Regions from separate parts of the Homo sapiens genome. Here region 2 is linked to region 1. Evidence: read pairs that join two places in POLR2A ChIA-PET (ENCODE). Cell type or tissue: PC-3. All regions are shown on one strand. Links, peaks and the distances in the headings refer to the core of each region. The heading gives the core; the rest is flanking DNA.

What was found. Peaks named below come from ENCODE experiments on the same cell type or tissue, not always from the same donor. Only the 100,000 strongest peaks of a DNase experiment are listed, where the experiment ranks them.
Region 2: POLR2A ChIA-PET joins it to region 1 with 10 read pairs; 2 of 35 experiments call an interaction of 5 or more read pairs at or near these places.

What each region holds. Positions count from the first base shown.
Region 1 is chr5:107,184,713-107,194,487 of GRCh38, reverse strand. No RefSeq gene overlaps it. Among named protein-coding and RNA genes, the nearest start is that of LINC01950, 180 kb to the right of the region's middle. In PC-3, for the core only: no CTCF peak of the experiment used is centred there; no DNase peak of the experiment used is centred there.
Region 2 is chr5:107,539,135-107,548,909 of GRCh38, reverse strand. The region is part of intron 1 of EFNA5 (ephrin A5); the gene reads left to right. Among named protein-coding and RNA genes, the nearest start is that of EFNA5, 130 kb to the left of the region's middle. In PC-3, for the core only: no CTCF peak of the experiment used is centred there; DNase peaks (open chromatin) are centred at 5,779 and 6,239; H3K4me3 peaks cover 1,469 bases; H3K27ac peaks cover 1,483 bases.

The sequences.
Region 1 (9,775 bases), core at 1,163-9,162:
CTCATCACCAGCATGTGTTGGTTCATTGCAAATCTCTCCACTCCTTTTTGCTCTATTTCTACTGCCTTTGCTTGCCCTGGCCTTTATTTTATCTCAACTAGATTGGGCAGTTTTACCTGGTTTCTCAGCTTCTCGTCTCACTCCACATCTCTGTCTTCACTGTTCATGTAAGTATTTCTGGCGCTTTCCTCTCCCCCTTGTTTGGGAGAAGCACCATTATACTTAATACAGAGCACAGTAACGAGGTCTACATTTTGTGATTATGAAATATTAACATATATTTTACTCTCTCTACTGATGTCTAGGACCTTGCAAATATGTGTGAGTCTGTAAAAAGTAGTTCACCGCCTCCTAGGAGCCATAAAACCCTGCAGTCATGTCCTTTCTGCTCAGTTGCGGAATTATGTTTCTGTTGTCCACAGGAAAAAGTCTATATCAACAGTCAAAGCTATTCACAATGTAATCCTTCCTTAACTCTCTGGTTGACTTATCATTTCCCCCATCTACCACTGCCCAAAGGCCAAGCTAATGGTCTTATGACATCATGAATTTTCAGTCATTTTCACAACTCCATACTTTTTTCCAGTTAGTTCTCTCTTCCTGAAATCTTTCCTTATTTGACAAAAATCTAGTAACTCTCCAAGATTCCTCCTCAGTGTCATCTCTTCTATATGTTCTTGACTCTCAGGCTGAGTTAGGGTTTTCTCCCTGCCATCCTTTGCACTCTGATACATATTTACCTCTTTATACCATTGGCTTGCCTGTAATACTACAAAACCCTTCATGGCAGCAATTTTGTTTATTTATCCTTGGATTTCCAGCTTTTAAGCACTTTATGCTCCAAACAAAACAAAACAGACTATTGAAATAAATGAATAAATGCATTAAAAATGCAAACCCTAGGCCGGGCGCGGTGGCTCACGCCTGTAATCCCAGCACTTTGGGAGGCCGAGGTGGGCGGATCACGAGGTCAGGAGATCGAGAACATCCTGGCTATCACAATGAAACCCTGTCTCTACTAAAAATAAAAAAAAATTAGCCAGACATGGTGGCAGGCGCCTGTAGTCCCAGCTACTCGGGAGGCTGAGGCAGGAGAATGACGTGAACCCAGGAGGCGGAGCTTGCAGTGAGCCGAGATTGAGCCACTGCACTCCAGCCTGGGCTACAGAGCAAGACTCCGTCTCAAAAACGAAAGACAAAAAAACAAAAAAACTTCAACACCTAGCACCTCTTTGCATCAATTGTGAGAAGTAGTAGAAGTCCAATACATTGAGTATACTATACATTATCTATATAGAACATGATCCAGGGAGCAGTAAATTCATAAAATGAGTGTCTGCATTTTTCTTTGAACAGAATCTCATCTCACTTTGAGGTTTACTCATCAATGCCATTTAAAGAAACATTGTTCTGCTAACAATGTGCCACTTTATTGAATTTTATCAGAGAATTTCACTACAGGTTTAATTATTGTTCACCTCAGTGTCAGGCTGCTTTCCCTTTATTAACTAATCATCTATTGGCGCAGTGGGGTTCCTGTAGCTTCCAGGTTTCTCAAGATATGTCAAATCAGATTACCTGTCTTTATTTTACATAGTTTAAAATTTAAGTTTTTTCTAAACTCAGTGAGGAAACAATCTCCCACTGTTTAATGTATGTAAACTATACCAAGGTATGCATTTACATAACCTGAGCTGGCTTAGTCATTTGAGCTTTGTTAATTAGCTTTGGAAAAGAAAGTTAACTTAACCAGAGTACTAAATAGATGTATTAGAGGAACTTTTTATTTTTCCTTACAATACAGACTATTTTAGTGTTGTTACAATGATTTAACTTATAAATACCAGTCAGTTATAGAATACAGACCATGAACTAGCTTTTGCACACACTTCCATGACAACATCATAGTTCAGAATTTATTTTTGCTTCAGCAGCTAACAGATAGGAAGATTCTATAAACTGGGTTGGCCTTGAAGTAAAGTTATTTGTAAACCATTTTTGTTGATTCCAAATCGATATGCTGAGAATTATTTTTATAACGCCTAGCTTTCTAGAAGACTTTCATGTTGAAATCTTCTGAAACTTAAAGGTGAGGTATTTTGAAATATCACAAAGTGCCAAATGGCATAAAGTATGTCAAAAAGTATCTTGATTTTAAACCAGTTCAAAAGGAGTTCAGTGTTTTATGATCTTTTGGAGCATCCTTGAGCCCTCTAAGTTTAAAGTCTGTGAAGCCTAGTCATTTATGTGTCATAGATAATAAAGCTTTTTACCATTTAAAAAATATAAGTTTTTATATGCAGGCTCAATACATAGTTAATAGTGTTAGATCTTTTCTGTTAAGTCTATATGATTAGGAAAATTCTTTGCATGAATTTTGCAAGATCAAAAAGCCTAAAACTTATATAGTTTGCCCACATAAATGATATAAATTGGGGCAAACATAAGAGGAGAATTTGTGATTTCTCTCCATTCCCAGGATATTTCATTGCATTTAATAATAATTCATAATTTAATCCATAAATAATGGATAATTAGGAAATACTTTTCTCCACAGTTGTAGTAGTTATATCTTTTCTGATAGTTTTAGTATTACTATTTTTACTTTTACAACTTAGATAACATTTTTAATATAATTTCAATTTTTATAGTAAACTTATAAAGGAAGGCCAACCTAAATAGAAAATACACCTGGGTTATAAATCTACTCCAATTGTATTGGGATGTTGCTTGGCTTGATTTCCTCTTGAATCAGACTGGATTTAAGAATGAGAGAAGATATGAAGGCTGTATTTTATTCTTCATTTTGTTATTTGGTTATTTAACAATTTGCAGTTAATAGCTAAAAAAACTTTTCAGTTGTCTTATTGATGTGTGAATTTCCTTTTTCAGATCTTGACATATGTATCTTTTGGTCATTGCTTGTTAGTTTATTTGTAAGTATTTTTGTTTCAAAATGTCAATGAAAACTTGATTTCTACTTCTCCTTTTCATGTACACTCAAATCAATAAATGTCTGTACAAAGGTCTTGAGTTTACTAATAGTTTACAATATTAGTATTTTTTAAAAGTCAACCTTATTAAGATATAATTTTAAACAAATTTTAAAAGAAATCCTAATAAAGGTTCACAAATATGTACATACATATAACTTACCACTCCAATAAATGCATATAACATTTCTGTCACTCTAGAAGTTCTCTCCTGCTCCTTTGCAGTTTATCTTCACACTGCCTTCTACACCAGACAACTGAAGATCTGACTTGTAGCCCATTGATTAGTTTTGCCTCTTAGAACCTCATATAAATGGACTCAGAAAATGTTCTCATATCCTTCTGTTTCTGCCTTGTTTTACTTGACATAATTCACCTTTGTTTTATGTCTCAGAAAGTTTGTTTCTTTTTGTTGCTGAGTAGTATCCCATTATGAGACTGTACCAAAATTTACCCACTTAACTGCTCATGGACGTTGGAGCTGTTTCCATTTTTGGCCTATTATGACTAAAGCTGCTCTGAATATTCATGTACATGTCTTTCTTTTTTAAAAAAATTATTTTCAGTTTTCTTACATAACTATCTAGGAAGTGGAATTGCTGAGTTATATGTATGTTAAACTTTATAAGAAAATGCCAATTGTTCTTCAAATTGGTGGTACCATATCACAGTAATACTGTCGAGTTCCTCTTAGTCTACATCCCCATCCACACTTGCTTTTACTAGTTCTTTGAATATTAGACATTCTTGTTGGAATAAGAAAACACCAAATACTTTATTTTGCCTTCATGTTTTCTTCTCTGATGCTCTTTCCTTTTAAATGTAGATCCACATTTCTGACCTATATAAGTTTTGTTCTTCTGGAAGAACTTTTAACATTTCTTGCAGGGCATGTCTGCTAACGATGAATTCCCTCAGTTTTTGTTCATCTAAGAACAAGATTATCCTTTCAAGGATAATTTTGAAGGATAATTAGTTACTATTTTTCTTCAACACTGTAAGTATCTCTCTCCTCTCCGTTGCTGCTTGCGTGGTTTCTGATGAGAAGTCTGCTGTAATTCTTATCCTTGTTTTTTTTTTTTTAATTAAATGGGACAGATGATGTTTCATCCTCTGACTTCTTTCAAGATGGTCTGTCTTTAGTTTCCTGTAATTTGAATATGATACATCTAACTGTAGATTTTCTGGTGTTTATCCTGCTTGGTTATCTCTGAGCTTCCTGGGTTTATAATTTGGTAAATATTATTTTAGGAAAGCTTCTGGCCACTAGCAAAACATTTCTTCTACTTCACTCTTTCTTCTTCTTTTGGTGTTCTAAATACACAAAGGCTACATCTTTGAAATTCTTCCACAGTTCTTGGATGTTCTATTTTGGTTTTCCCCCTTTTTTATTCTGTTTTTCTCTTTGCACTTTGTTTGGGGAATGTTATTGAAACTCTTTTCAAGCTCACTAATTTTTTTTCTTAGCTCTGTCTAGTCTACTCATGAGTCCATCAAAGGCATTTTTTTTTATTTCAGTTACAGAGCTTTTGATTTCTACCATTTCCTTTTGATTCTTTCTTAGACTTCTCATCTCAATGCTAAAGTCAAATAAATGTCTTTCCCCCATGTGTAATAAGGTTCTGATAAAATATTTTTTACGATAGAGTAGGCATTTGTTATGGAGAACACCTTAGGTACATTTCACAATTATTACTTTACCCCTACCCCCTGCCAGAGCCAAAAGGACACCTTTCTGAGCTCTTCACCATAAAAATCTGGTGGGGTTCCTGGAATGAAAGTGTGAGGCCCTTTCTTAAGGCTGTCATTCTAAGGACTTTCTCAAACTCTTCCCTCCTCAGGCTCCAGAGGTTTGTTAAAATTATCATTTAAGTGTTTCTACCACTTTTGGGCTCCAGTGGCTTCTGCTCTAGGTAAAATGACCTCAGCTCTGACTCTCTGCATTTGGCCATCTCTCCAGATAGTGTGGTGACAGTTTGTTACCTCACTTCTCTGATGGGTCCAAGAAAATACATTAATTTTCAGTTTGTTCAACTTTTTGTGGTTGGTTAAGGATAGAAGTGAGGACTTGCAACCTCTTTCCTGTTTGAAATGAAACTAGAAATTCTGATTTTTGATCTTTATGATATCCTTGTTACTCTTTAGTATCAGGGCTATATTATACTCACAAAACAAATTGGTAAGTGTGCCTTCCTCTTTATTTTCTGCAGTATTTTGTGTAAGAGTGATATTTTGTCTTTCTCAAATACGTGGTAGAAATTACCAGTTAAACTATCTAAGCCATTATTTTTTGGAAAGGTTTTTTATTATAAATTTAAAAAACAGTAAATACAGAGCTTAGCAGATTTTTCTATTTTTTTCTTTTGTCAGTTTTTTTAATTCATTTAGTTTACTAGCATTAAGTCATTTATAATATTCCTTTATTGTCTGAATGTTCTGTAATAACAGCCACTATTTCATTCCTGCTATTGCTAATTTTATTTTTTTCTCATCAGTCTTTGTAAGGGGTTGTCAGTCTTCTTAATCTTTTAGAAGTCAACTTTTGGATTTGCTAATTTTCTCTCTGTCAATCATAGATTTCTATGCTTTGTTGCTTCCTTTTTGCTACTTGCTTTGGATATAATTGCTCTTTTTAAAACTTTTTTAAGGTGGAAAGTTACATAATTCATTTGATGTTTTTCTTCTTTTCTGATATTGGCATTGCAAGCTACAAATTTCCCTCTGAGAACTGTTTTAGCTGTATCCTACACATTTTGACATGTTTTGCTTATAGTATTACTCAGTTCAAAGTTCCCTTGTCATTTTTTCTACCCATTGATTATTTAGAAATATGTTGTTTGAATTCCAAAATATTTTAGAATTTTCTAGACATCTTTAAAAATTTAATTTCTAATTAATTTTTTTGTGGTCAGAGAACATACTTTATAAGATTTCAATTTTTTTGAAATCTATTAAGATTTATTTTATGGCCCAGTACATCCTTCATCTTGGTGAATGTTCCATTTGTGCTTGACAAAAATGTATTTTTTTCAGTCTTGTGTTGATGTCAATTAGATCAGAATGGCTGATAATATTTTTCACATCTTCTATATTTGTAGTTTTTGGTAAACTTGTTTTATCAGTAATTATGAAAGGGATATTAAACTCTCCAATTATGATGGTAGATTTGTCTGTTTCTCCCTTAAGATCCATCAGACTTTGCTTTGTATATTTCAGTGCTTTCTTATTGAGAGCATATTTTAGCTTGCTATGTATTCTGCTGAATTGATCCTTTTATTATTATACAGGGCTTCCCTGTATTTCTTGTAATACTCCTTGTCTTGAATAGTAGCTTGTCTCATTTTAATGCAGCCAGATCAGTTTGTTTTAATCTTACTGCTTTCATGGTATATATTTTCCACTTTTTACTTTTAGTGTCTTTGTGTCTATTTTTAATGTGTTTATATTTTTGAGAGCATATGGCTAGATTTTCCTTTTTAAAACCAACCATGCAATATCTACCTTTTAATTTGAGAGTTCAGTTCATCTACTTTCAATGTAAAATTATTGACACAGTTTAAGTCTATTCTCTCAACCTAGCCTTTTATTTGTTTCATTTGTTGTTTTTTTTTTCTCCCTTTGTGTTTTGATGTCTATTTTGGTTTAATTGAATATTTTCAGTGCTTCATTTATTTTTCTCTCACAGTTTTTTAGCTGGACTTCATGTTATTCTTTTTAGTCATTGCTATACTGTATATACTATCTACTTTGCCCTTTTTAGAGTCTATTTAGAATTAATATTTTACCATCCACAATTTGTATATTGCACATCACAAATGTAAGAATCTTACAACAGTACACTTACCATCTTTGTCTTTTGTGCCAATTTGTCAAATATTTTACATTGTCAAATATATTATCGATTTTACATTGGTTAAAAAGCAGTTTACAATTTTATTTTTTTTGCTTTAATGATTCACTTACTTTTTAAGAGATATTAAGGGAAGAAGAAAAGAAGGTAGTCATTTACATTTATTCACATACTTAGTGTCTTCTGGCTCCAGTATTTTCTGATGAGAAGTCAGCTATTATTTGTATTTTTTGTCCTCTATATATCATTTGTTGATTTTCTTTGCCTGCCATCTTTATCTTTGTTTTACAATAGTTTTACTATGATATACTTATTTGTGTGTGTGTTTTTTTTTTATTCTGGGTTTAGGAAGCTTCTTGTATCTGTAATTTGACTTTTTTTCCCATCAAATTGGAACAACTTCAACCATTATATATTGATATATGTATTTCATGCCTTTTTATTTATCTCCTCTTTTTCTGGGACTCTATCTGTAGATATATTTGACTAGTTGATACTTCCCCATAGGTTGTTAAAGACTGTTCATTTTTCTTCTGTTTTTCCTCTCTTATTCACATTGAATTATTTCAATCAAACTCTAATCAAATTTACTGACTCTTTCTTCTATAATCTCCAATCTGCTGTCAAAATCATTAAAATGAAATTTTCATTTCAGGCATTGTAGTTTTAAATTCCAGATTTCAGTTTTATTCTTCTTCTCCCCTTCCTTCCTTCTCTTTCTCCTCCTCCTGCATCTTCCTCATTTTCTTTCTCTTCTTCATTTTCTTTCTCTTCTTCATTTTCCCATCTCTTCACTCATAACTATATTTTCTTTTAAGTCTTTGAACATCTTTGTACTAGATGTCTTCTTCATTCCATCTATCTTGTGAGTTTTCCCATATCTTCACTCATTATGACTATATTTTCTTTTAAGTCTTTGAACATCTTTGTACCAGATATTCTAAAGTCATTTTCTGTTAATTCTAATATTTGAATTATCCTAGAGGTTTTTTTTTTTATTGACTGCTTTATTGCTATATGATGGGACATATTTTTATCCTCTTTTTTTTACATTTAAAAACATTTGGATTGATTTTGGACCACTGTGGGTGATATCATAAGTAATATGGGTTATATAATCTCTCTTAAATAGCATTTTGTTTTGGCAATTTAGTAAGTTACCAAGATGCTCCTATATCCTATCAAGGCTTGGCTTAGTGTTTTCTAAGGCATGGTCCGTACTCCTAAGATACAGATTTTCTAGTGTTTTACCTGAAGGCCTATACTCTTGATAAGTTATCTTGTCTTTGACTGGGCTAAAACTTAAGTGCCTCCACATACTATGTAACTGCTGTTATTTGTTGTTTGAGTCTCAATCCTGTAAGCACCATTCCCTGCTATATTTCATAATATAGCATATGTCTTATCACCATATGTACAGTCCATCCCTGGATCCAATGAGTCTACAAAGATTTCTGAGACCACTCTTCTTCCAAGCTCTATTCTCTCTAAAATCTCATCCTGTAAATTTCAGCTAATAAATTTCAGCAGCTCTGAACTGTGAACTTTGCCTCCTCAACTAATTGGGTCTGCCTTTTTCTACTACTGGTCTTCAATTCCTTATACTGCATTAAGAAATCGCCCCTGAGGAGAAAGCCGAGGTGATGATGAAACTCACCTCTTGTGTTTCCCTTCATTCAGAGATTACTGTCCTGTGCTACCAATTGCACTGTGACAGATAATAGTCATATCATGTATTTCATTCAGTTTTATAGTTGCTTACCATGTGTGGGCAAATCTGATAGAGGTTAGTCTTTCAATTTGAAAGTGGAAGTCCATGCTGTTATCTTTTAAAAAAGAGAATAACTTCTCATTCAGTGAAATCTGGAACTGAAATGTTTTGATTCCAGTCTTATACAAGGGGATGCACAGACATCATATATATTGCTAATAAACATTGCAACACTTGAGACAACTAAATAATGACACTTCACTTTCCTCAGATAAAGGTACAGGGAGAAGTAGAATATCCTCTATTTTGGCACCACGCATAGGCATTCTCCTCAAAACTTGTCCTGGACTTTGATGTCTATTGTCTCGTTTTGTTGGCTATAGGATCTAAATACAAAATGCAGCAGTGAGGAGCTAAAAGCAAATGGCAAATCTGGCAGGTTTACGTAATTTATAATTAAGTTTTTCTTTATAGGAAAACGTTAAGGGTTAAAAATTACATGGTATAAAATAACATTATATATTCCAACATATAATAAGAGACTTAACATCTAATATTGTCATGTGATATTAACAAAAATTACTAGACTTTAAAACATATCACATTTCACAGTATGAATAATAGTTGAAAGCATTTGGTCAAATTAATATGAGAATTTAAAATCTTACATTTCTTTTGTGAGTTTCTAACTTTTAGATTTAGTATTACCTAATTGGAGACTTTCAACACTAGATATATTTCATAGTAGTAGGTGTATAATTAACAAAGAGAAATAGACATGTGCTAAACACAGAATTTTACAAAGGATTTGGCATGGTTCATAGTGGCTATTTTTGAAAATGACAAAGCCCGTGTTTCCTCATTTAATCTCAAGTGAACACTGAAGCAGCTGGGTCTCATCCTCTTTTGGTAATCTTACAGATCCAAGAGTTTTTTTTTTTTTTTTTTTAGCTGCCACTCCTAAAGTTTCTGTGTTTTTTGTTCCCCCTCACTCACTCTGTTCCTTCAAAATGTTTCTACATATTTTCTTCTTATTGTGTTTGATACATAATGGAGACTGCAAAGTCTCTTTTCTTTTGCCTAGTATTATACAACAAAAAATTTTACCTTTAGATTAAATATGTTACTTGGCATCTCACTTTAAAAATATATCTTTCTATTTCTGTGTCCTATGAAATTATCTGCTGAGCTAATTCCTCCCCAACTTTGAGAGTTATGATT
Region 2 (9,775 bases), core at 1,197-9,196, 350 kb before region 1:
TTTGGGGATCTTAATCTCGTCTAGAGCAAATCCTCTCGAAGACTTTTACTTGGCTAGACTTCTTCCACTTTACACTGTTGAACTTGGTGGAGTACTAGTCCTACCACCATAATCCACCAAAGCCAACACACCTTTGAAAGACTGCTTCCTACAGATGAGGAAACTGACAGGTGGTTTCACATTTTGCACATCTGGCTTTAAAACAAAGGACTGATACAACAGATACTCAGCATCAGCCTCTTTACTTCTGCTAGACACTGCTCCTACTAACAGCTCACGTCAGCTGTACATTTCAGTGCTGTGTTATTTATGTGACAGTTCCTTGTAGCCCGTTGTACAACAGGAATCCAAGCACGTATTTCCCAAATTTCAAGTTTTACCTGTCAATCTTTTTAGAAACTTACTCACCTTGCAAAAAAACTATCTGAAGGTATATCTACAGCATTCCTTTATTTTTAGTTATTGCTCTTATAAAAATAATCATATTAAATGTGAAGCAAAATTTCAGGAAAAAAATATTTTGACCATTAATGTAGCATTGCATATGTGATATCCAATTTTTCCATACTGTTCTGGTGTGAAAGGGGGAGAGATTGTTTTAAAAGTCCATTGTTTAATAAAATTTATGTTGGTTCTAAACTTCAAAAAAATTTTTAAAAAGTGTAGGTAGTCTTTCCTCACTCCACCTCAACTGAAATAATGAATTGGATTCTGAAGTTTAATTTTGAGTTGAGTTTCAGTTATGTTAGATGTGCTTCCTTGAGTAGGTTAGTTTGCCTCTCTGGACCTCATTGTCGTCATTGGAAAATGAAGGTTCAAATCACTTGATTTTTATGGCTTCTTCTAGAATCTTTCTAAAGGTAGTTTATTCTTCACAATTATTTTTAACTTAGACAGGGTTTACAGAATTTTATATAGACCTTCTTAGGAATTTGAGCTTACTACATAAAGAATAAACCACCTTCTCTGAAATTGAATGCTATTTTAGGGTATGATTTTTGTTTATTTGTTCAAAAAATAGTGATTCAATTTAAGCCAAAAGCACTTATTTTAATAACAGATTTTTAGTTAAGCTATTTTACCAAAGTTACATTACCGTGAAATTTCTGTGGGGGAAAAAAACACAATTACACTGTCTTACAAAGTCACCTCTTGTAATCATTCACAATTAGTATATATATCATCAAAAAGAAAAATGCTTTTTTTTTATGGTTAAAAATAACAAGGGACTTCATGTAAATGTATAATCTACTTAATGTCTTTTTTAATGCTCTGCAGCCAACTCAAAGAAAAATGCCCTGCCAGGGGTAAACACTAACTCTGTATTTATTTGCACAACAGGCATTGGTTTCATGAAGTAGGCTTGTATTTTTTTTTTTTTTGGAACATCAGTGTCTTACGCTAACATTTTAAACTGTAAACCAGAAATTCCTAACCAAGAGAGCTTTGTTGTTAGAACAAAGCTTGGAGGATACTATGTGACACCATCACACCTGTCTTGTGGTCCCAGAGGTTTCTGTTGTTGGGAGGTATGAGTGTTATTAAAGGAAAACAGCAAACCCATCTTGATTTTCCTCTCAAAAGTCAGATCTCTCATGAAGATGGGAGCATGAATTTCCCGTACTGGCATCTATGGGAAAATGCCTTGCTTAAAAGACCTTCCTCTAGGGGCCCGAAGGAAGTTGTATCTTTTCTGCTATTTCTACTGCATTCCAATTTTCAGACAGGCCAATGGTACAGTGTATCCATGATCCATGTGTACAGTAGGCGAATGAAGCTACAGTAAGTAATACAAAAAGCTACTTCTTTTGCAGCTTGATTGAAACAGTCCACTGGTGGTTGCTTGGTTGTCAGTTTGAGCTTGTCTGTGTGACTTCTTTTCTGCTCCTTACTTCCATCCATCATTGCAGAGAGCACAGAAGAAGGAATATATATAGTGCCCTGTGCTTGCTTAGGCCTTAGCAAATATCAATTCATCACCAACTTGGCTCTAAAAGAGACCATTCATTGGCATGTTAGAACATTACAATTTACCCAGTGTTCCCTGGTGTTGAAGGAGTCACATGACCGGATCTCAAAACAAAAAAGAATTCCATGATATGTTCTTGGAGTTATTAATAAAAATAACTGCTGGTTGACAGGAAAGGCATATGGCAAATTTAAGATGCATGGCCACAGTATTTTATTTAAAAAAAAAATTCTTTCCTACACCAGGGGTGAGAGTGTGTGTGTGTGTGTGTGTGTGTGTGTGTGTGTGTTTTACGCACCAGAAAAACCTTCAACTCTGACAAGCCATTGACGAGGTGTTTCAGTCTTCACTAGCTTCCTATTTCATTGCTCTGCCATTGAGCCCTTGTAATACTACGATGAATAAAGTAATCAAAGCAATTGGCTGCCTGAGATCTTTTTTAATGCACTGCTTCGGACGCAGTACATATGCTGTGCAAATAAATACAGAATTAGTGTTCCTGTTGGAAGCATTTGGTGAGAATGAGTGATTTGTCTTGCTTATGAAAGGTGCATACATTTCCGCTCATAGCTGTTTATCAGCCAGCCTCTTTCTGCTTATGGATTCTGAGGTGGAATTCATCATTTGTCAGCACCTGAGCAGATGTGCTGGAGATGACCAGATTGATTTGTGAGGATGAGCAGAGCAGCCGCACCAGTGCTAGGAGGGCGGCCCCTACAAATTGTGTTATCTTTTGAGACTTGTCTACTAGCTCTTTTCTATACTTCAGGAAGAGAAGGAAAGCTACCTTTTTCTGCTTCTCACTTCTGTATTTGAAAAAATACAACTTTTGATATCGCTTAAGGGAAATGGAAAACAGCCCCCATCTCTCTGGGCAGTGAAATCCACTGAAACCCCATTTTTCCAAAGGTCCACTCTTCCTCTTCTGATTGCAGGCATGTTATTTGATGTTGGATTTCAATTAAAAACAAAACACTAATGTCAGGCTTGCAGAAGTGTCATTTGCTCTGTTTTCAAACTGCTACAGACAAAATTTTCTCTTAGTTCATAGAAATCACTTCCAACAGGACATTAGGACACAAGAGACAGTGTTTCGATTAGGAAAAAAACGAATGGCTTTCCAAAAGTTTGAGTTGCTTTTGGTCTGTGCAAAAGGCCTGTTGAAGCCGAGTTGATTACAGAGCCATCAGAGGCCCTTCTTGCCAACAAAACTCCCTTGCATTTGTGTGCTGTTGAAAATTTCCCTTTGATGCCAGCAGATTGAAGAGCTAAACACAAGTTGCCGAGGAGCTCCAAGTGGCTTTCCCATAGCAGGTTCTTGACCTTGGCTTAAGTAATTAACCATCTAGGAGCCACATCATCCTGTAAGGGCATCTGGAAAAATAAATACATCCTCATCCTTAATTAATGAATGGATGCAAGTATAGAAACAGGTAGCTTACTTCATGAAACAGGGTTAGGGCTCACTTGCTAAAACCCAGGTAGAACTGCAGTGTTTTCATTGTGCTTCTTTGGCCTCTGTTTCACTCCTGCAGTCCTCAGGAAATATTTTCCTGCGGGTGATTCCTTTTTAATCAGATTGGTAGAAAACCAATTTCATACTCAATATACCCAACATATAAGATCATTAGAAATACTGCATGTGTTTTTGAAAATGTGGCCCATAGCTCTGGAAACATCTGGCTTACAGCCGATATTACTGAACCAACACTAAGGCCTTCGGCCAAGCCCTGATACCGTGACAGGCAGGTAATGTTTGTGAAAGATGTGGCTTTCACACACATCTTTAAGGCAAGTAAAGGTTCGATGTGTGACTTTTATTTCCTCAGCTGAGATATAGACAGGGCTTTAGACGGTAGACATCATGTGCTTTTGCTTGTCATTCACCTTTTAGATGTTGTCGGTTATGTTTGTCATCAGTGGATTTTTTACAAGTCACATGGCTTCAAATCAGCCTCAAGGATGGGGATGTAGACAGTGATAACTAAAATGACAGTGTAGACATTGTGGGAGTTAAAGAATGATCAGAGATGATGGTAGTTTTTTGGAGTTTGTTTATCACATATCTGAGAAAGTTACTTAATTTTTTTCAGCTTATATTTAAATAGCAATTAAAATATGCCAAGCATTGTGCTAAATATTTGGGTTGTGATTGGAATAAGACATTCTGTGTTCTCCAGGCACTCAGGGAGTTTGGCAAGTAAAGAAATAATTCTAGTATGGGGTGACGTGACGAGTGCCATAACTGAGGAATATCCCAAGAACACTGAGGAGGGAGTGGTTAATTCTGCAGGACCAGCGCCTGAATTGCTCTTATTCCTTCAAAGTGTTTATGTTGGCTCTGAAGATAATTTCTAGAACTTACAAGGATTCATCATTTGCTTTTTCCAAGTGCTACTTTTGTGTAATTTGAAGTTCAGAGTTTTGTATCATTCACAGAACACAACCTCTCTTCAAGAACAACCTTGCTCCTGGTCTGTAAGAAGCCCTTGCATTTGGTACTCCCAGAGGTTACTCACAAAAAAAAATGCATCCTTGTTCTGCCTGGTCCTCAGGTGTTCAAGGACACTATGGATGCTAGGTGATAGCTTTGTGATGCTCTGTGCACTACGCGTTGAGAGATTTTCAAAGCCCTGTGTGGGGCTGAGCCCCAGCATTTACTGTTTTGTTCAGCAAATGCCACATCTTCTGTTGTCAGAACTATCTGATTGAACACCAGCAAGTGCTCTCTAGGAGGGAGATCCTTATTGCCCATTTTCTCTGTTTCCTAAATGATCTAATTGCTTGGGTAAGGAGGCATCCATTCTAAATCTCCCTCCCACCAGGGGCGATTCGCAAGTAACAAGGTTTAGATTACCCCAAATGTCAGGACCCCCACAGATATAATGGGCTTCCCTCCAGGGCCCACCTGACAAGCTGCTTCTCTTTCAAATACCTGGACTGCCCAGAACACACTACACCCTGATTTCCTGTCCCCTCACGGAGTTAGGGAGGCAGAGCTGCCGCTCTGCACCTTTTGATTTTGGTTTTAATCTTCGGAATCTATGGAATGTAAGAGATGCTTATAGGTTCGGTATTTGAAATCCCATTTTACAGCATATTAAATGTTATACACACGATCATTTCACCAAGGCTAATAATTAGGATATAAAAGTTATGGTTGTAGCCTACATTTTGGCTTAATGGTTTCTGAAATGGTTTTCATTCCTATGAAAAAAGGGTTTTTTTTTTAAATTATACTTTGGCATGTTCACCACTTTGTGAGCAGCAGCCCATGCTCTTCCTTTCTTTTAGTCTGCTGTATTCCCAAACGATAACTTCAGAAAAGTATTTGGTATGCTGTATATAAAGTTTATTTAATCAGAGCACTTTTTTATGACAATAGTAAGTTAATGGAAAATAGCTAAATTAAGAACACTGAAAACAAAACATTTAAGTTATTTGCCCTTGCCAAGATGTTCTTTGTGTGATTTTTTGGGTAAGGAAGATAACTTTCCCCTTCATTTCCATCCAGCCATGAGAAAGAAGTAGGGGTAAAATAGCATTGTCATATTTGAAAAAGAAAATGATTGACAACGTCACTTAAATTGAAATGTCTCCTTAAAATAAATATAAAAGGGCCTTTGAAGAAGTTGCTTTGAAAATCTTTTGTGGTTGTTTTTTAACCTGGAGTCCCCAGCTTTTTTTCCCTTCTACTTTGTTTTCTCACTGATGGATGAATTTAGCTCCTGTCGGAGTGGAGGCTCCGGGAGTGTGCACAGATGTATCAGCTGTTGTGTAACTCTGCCGGGAAGCCCTGCCCAGGAAGGGCTTGGAGCAGACCCATGGGTGCTTCCCTGCTGGCCTCTTCCATTTCTTGGGAACACAGGTTCCTGGTGCTGCCAGGCTGTGTGGCAATAGTGTAAATAGTGCGGTAAATGGGCCTGGGTGAGGTCAACACTTTTTATTTATTTATTTATTTATTTTTAATATAACACTTTTATTTTATGACCATCTTTCTTCCCTCTGAGCATTTGAACCGAGTGATTCCGGATAGAAAGAACAAGTCACACATACACTGCCTGTCGAGGTTGTGAGGCAAGCCTGTTTACTTCCTTTTAGGTGATTAAAAACACTTCTAACAATTGAACTAATATTTATTACAAACAAGATTAGAAGCACCTTCCTAACCCAGACATTGTGAAAGCTAATAGACATCTCTCTAGACCCCAGCCAGAGTTGCTGGATATTTGGTGTTCTAAGATGCCCAGAGGCATGAGTCAGGCTGGCTGATAGCCAGGTGAGTGGCGTTTTTCTCCTCCCTGTACACACATTAATCATATTTGCCGGCAGAGAAGGCATGACCTTCTGTACCTCCAGCACCTACCCCCTCCCCGCACCCCCCCCTTATACCACAACAACACAGACAGAAAAAGGAAAGTGGGAAGTTTATGAGCAGCCTGCATGCAGGCGGCAGACTCTACTTATGGAACTTAGAAATCAGAGGTCATTATCATTTTCAAAGAACAGACCCTGAATAACTATATCCTTTCATCACCATCTTTTACTAATTGGACACCAGCTGTACTTGTCTTTTCCACAGGAAATTCTCACTGTGCCTATAGGACCAGAGAAATGGAACTCTTAGCAGAGTTGACTTTTTATTCTTTGACAGTTTCCTTTCAGTACAGCTTGGGAAGCAGGAGGCTCTTGTTTCTTATTTTTCAAGATTTTGACTTTTTTTAAACAATATTATGATCCTGAGAACTTTAAAATTAGAAAGACTTAAGAAGACATATTATTTTCCCCCTGAAAGTGTGGCCCCATTGTCTCATATGAACTCTTTCAGCATATGGGAAATAGAAGAGTTAAATATAATCAGATCTTAACAAAATGTCGTGATTTGTTTTGGGAAAGTTGATTTTTCAGAATTTTCAGTGTTAAATTTTTTTTCTATATCATTTGCTTCAGAACTTGTGACTTTGAAGGATGTTCACTTTTATTCTTCAACAACACAGATATAAAAATAAAACTGTAGTCTGTTTGCCAAACATTTACAATACAAAAATAATTTAGATGTTTAAAGATGGTAGAACAGAGAGAATAATTAAAATGGTGGCTGGCCTATTTCTACAGATCAACCAGGAAAATTTCCCACATGTGACTGAGTCAAGTTCCCAAAGGATGGCTCTAATTTCTTCCCTATCCTCTTATCAAGTATAAAATCTATAAGTTAAGCTTTGGGCTACTTCAAAAGAAATTTTTTTTCCTCATTTCAGTTTACTGAGCTTGAAGTTGAGGTGTGTCTGTCCCAATCTGGGATTTGTGTGTGTGCATACACAGAAGTTGCCTGCTAGACAAAACCACCTGGCTCTTTCAGTGCAATCTGTAACCAACACAAGTTTCAGGTCAATGTTATACTAGAGAAAACTGACTATATCAGTGCTAATCTAATTTATTTTATGTTATTTCTTCCTAAATAATTCATGAAGTAACTTTGTGGTGATTTTTATTGCTATTGCTAGAGTTAGGCTTCGATTACATTTTTCTGATTATAACATTTATCATGTGTAACATATTTGTAAAATTCTAATGAGTTAAAAGTAAAATAAGAACACATAGATAATTGCTATTGGCATTCTGATAAATTAACTTTCAGTATTTTGTCTGTATACTTATGAAAGTTTTCATTTGTTGTTTGATTTTTCTACCTTGCTATAATCATACCGTGAATATAATTATGTAATTATATTAATAATTAATTTTCATCACTTATTATAATTACTTTTACATCCCATTGAAATCTTTATAAAAGTTAATTTTTTTCTTTTTCTTTCTTTCTTCCTTCTTTTTTTGAGATAGAGTCTTGCTGTGTTTCCCAGGCTGGAGTGTAGTGGCACAATCTTGGCTCACTGCATCCTCTGCTTCCTGGGTTCCAGTGATTCTCCTGCCTCAGCCTCCCGAGTAGCTGGGATTACAGGCCCACGCCACCATGCCCGGCTAATTTTTGTACTTTTAGTAGAGACAGGGCTTCACCATGTTGGCCAGGCTGGTCTCGAACTCCTGATCCACCCGCCTCTGCCTCCCAAAGTGCTGGATTACAGGCATGGGCCACTGCACCCAGCCTTAATTTTTTTTCTTGATTAAAATTTCTAAACAGAAATGTTTATTCATATTCTAATGAGTTCCTTAGGGTAGATTCCCAGAATTAGGCTTTCTCACTCAAAATCTGTGAACATTTTTAAGATCTTTAAAGTATAAGTATATTGAATAATGCTTTTGATAAGTTCTTACAAATTTTTACTCCTAAAGCATCTGAGAGTATTGAGTGATCTTTTCATTAGCTTTAATAATTTATAGCAAAAGTGATTGACTTTCTATATCTTTGATTACCTCATTGATTGGGGGAACATTTTCATATGTATTATACAATTACATTATTTCTTCAATCTGCTCATATTTTTTGCCATACTGTTTTCATAAAATTAGGGCAGAAAGTTAGCAGATAATCAGCTTTTGTTCGGTGACATAATTTTCATTTCAATGAGACTTTTTTCCTTTTTTAAATATGTGCAAGAATAAATGGGATTCTTTTTATATTGTATTCTTTTACAGCCGTAGCAAACTTATATAAACAGGTTTTGTCATGCATTCTCAATCTGGTTTTAGATTATACATTAGAATAACTATTTTGTGCTTCCTCTGTCTTGACTATGTATTTTAGTTATGGGCATAATTATGTATGTTCATAAAGCTTGAGAATGTTATGCCCTTTGTGTTTTCCTTGTTTGCTTTTTGACTCTTGCCCCCTCCCCCTCTTCACCCCCAGGATAGAGCCTTGCCTCCCTTGAGTCCATCTGTCAGATCATCTGTCTAAGGAGTTAGCATTCCTTCACCCTCTTAGAATCCTTTAGAACAAATAGTCCATGGCTAAGGAAAAGCTGATGAGCATTTCTGTGTGAAAGGCAGATGTTGCACCTTATGGATCCCTACATGTAGTTTGAGGCAGGAAGCCACCAGCTAAGGTGTGACTTCAAAAGCCACATTCGAAAGCCTGTTCTGACCTCTAGCTGTGGCGTGAATGATTCTTTCCATGATTTCCCTCTCCTACTTTCTCCTTTTAATTAACCATAGAGTTAAATAACCATAGAGTCACCAATGGTATGCTGACTGGTTTGTATCCATTTAAGAGTTTTCTGGCCGGGCGCTGTGGCTTGTGCCTATAGCCTGTAATCCCAGCACTTTGGGAGGCTGAGGTGGGTGGATCATGAGGTCAGGAGTTTGAGACCAGCCTGGCCAACACGGTGAAACCCCGTCTCTACTAAAAATACAAAAATTAGCCGGGCATGGTGGCATGTGCCTGAAGTCCCAGCTACTTGGGAGGCTGAGACAGGAGAGTTGCTAGAACCCGGGAGGCAGAGGTTGCAGTGAGCCGAGATCACCCCACTGCACTTCAGCCTGGGCAAAAGAGCAAGACTTTTTCTTTTTTTTGAGACAGTTTTCCAAGTCAGTGATTCTCCTTCCCCTGCTTAAATCTCACTTCCCTTCCAAGCATATCTCCATGCTTGTAGTGGTCATGGATTAAGCACTATTACCCACAGCCATGCCACAGCTAGTATTTTCCATTGCTCTCTCTTTCCCAGTGTCAGAGGATCAGGGGGATCCCTTGTGTGTACAGGGCTCGGAGCAGCCCTTTGCATTCCACTGCCTTCGCAAATGGTGCAGCTCTTTTTAGCATCGTAAATTAAATTAGCACATGTGGCCTTAAATAGTCCAGGCATGTAGGGCATGATTATCTTTCTGAGAAAATGATCAGGACCACATTCA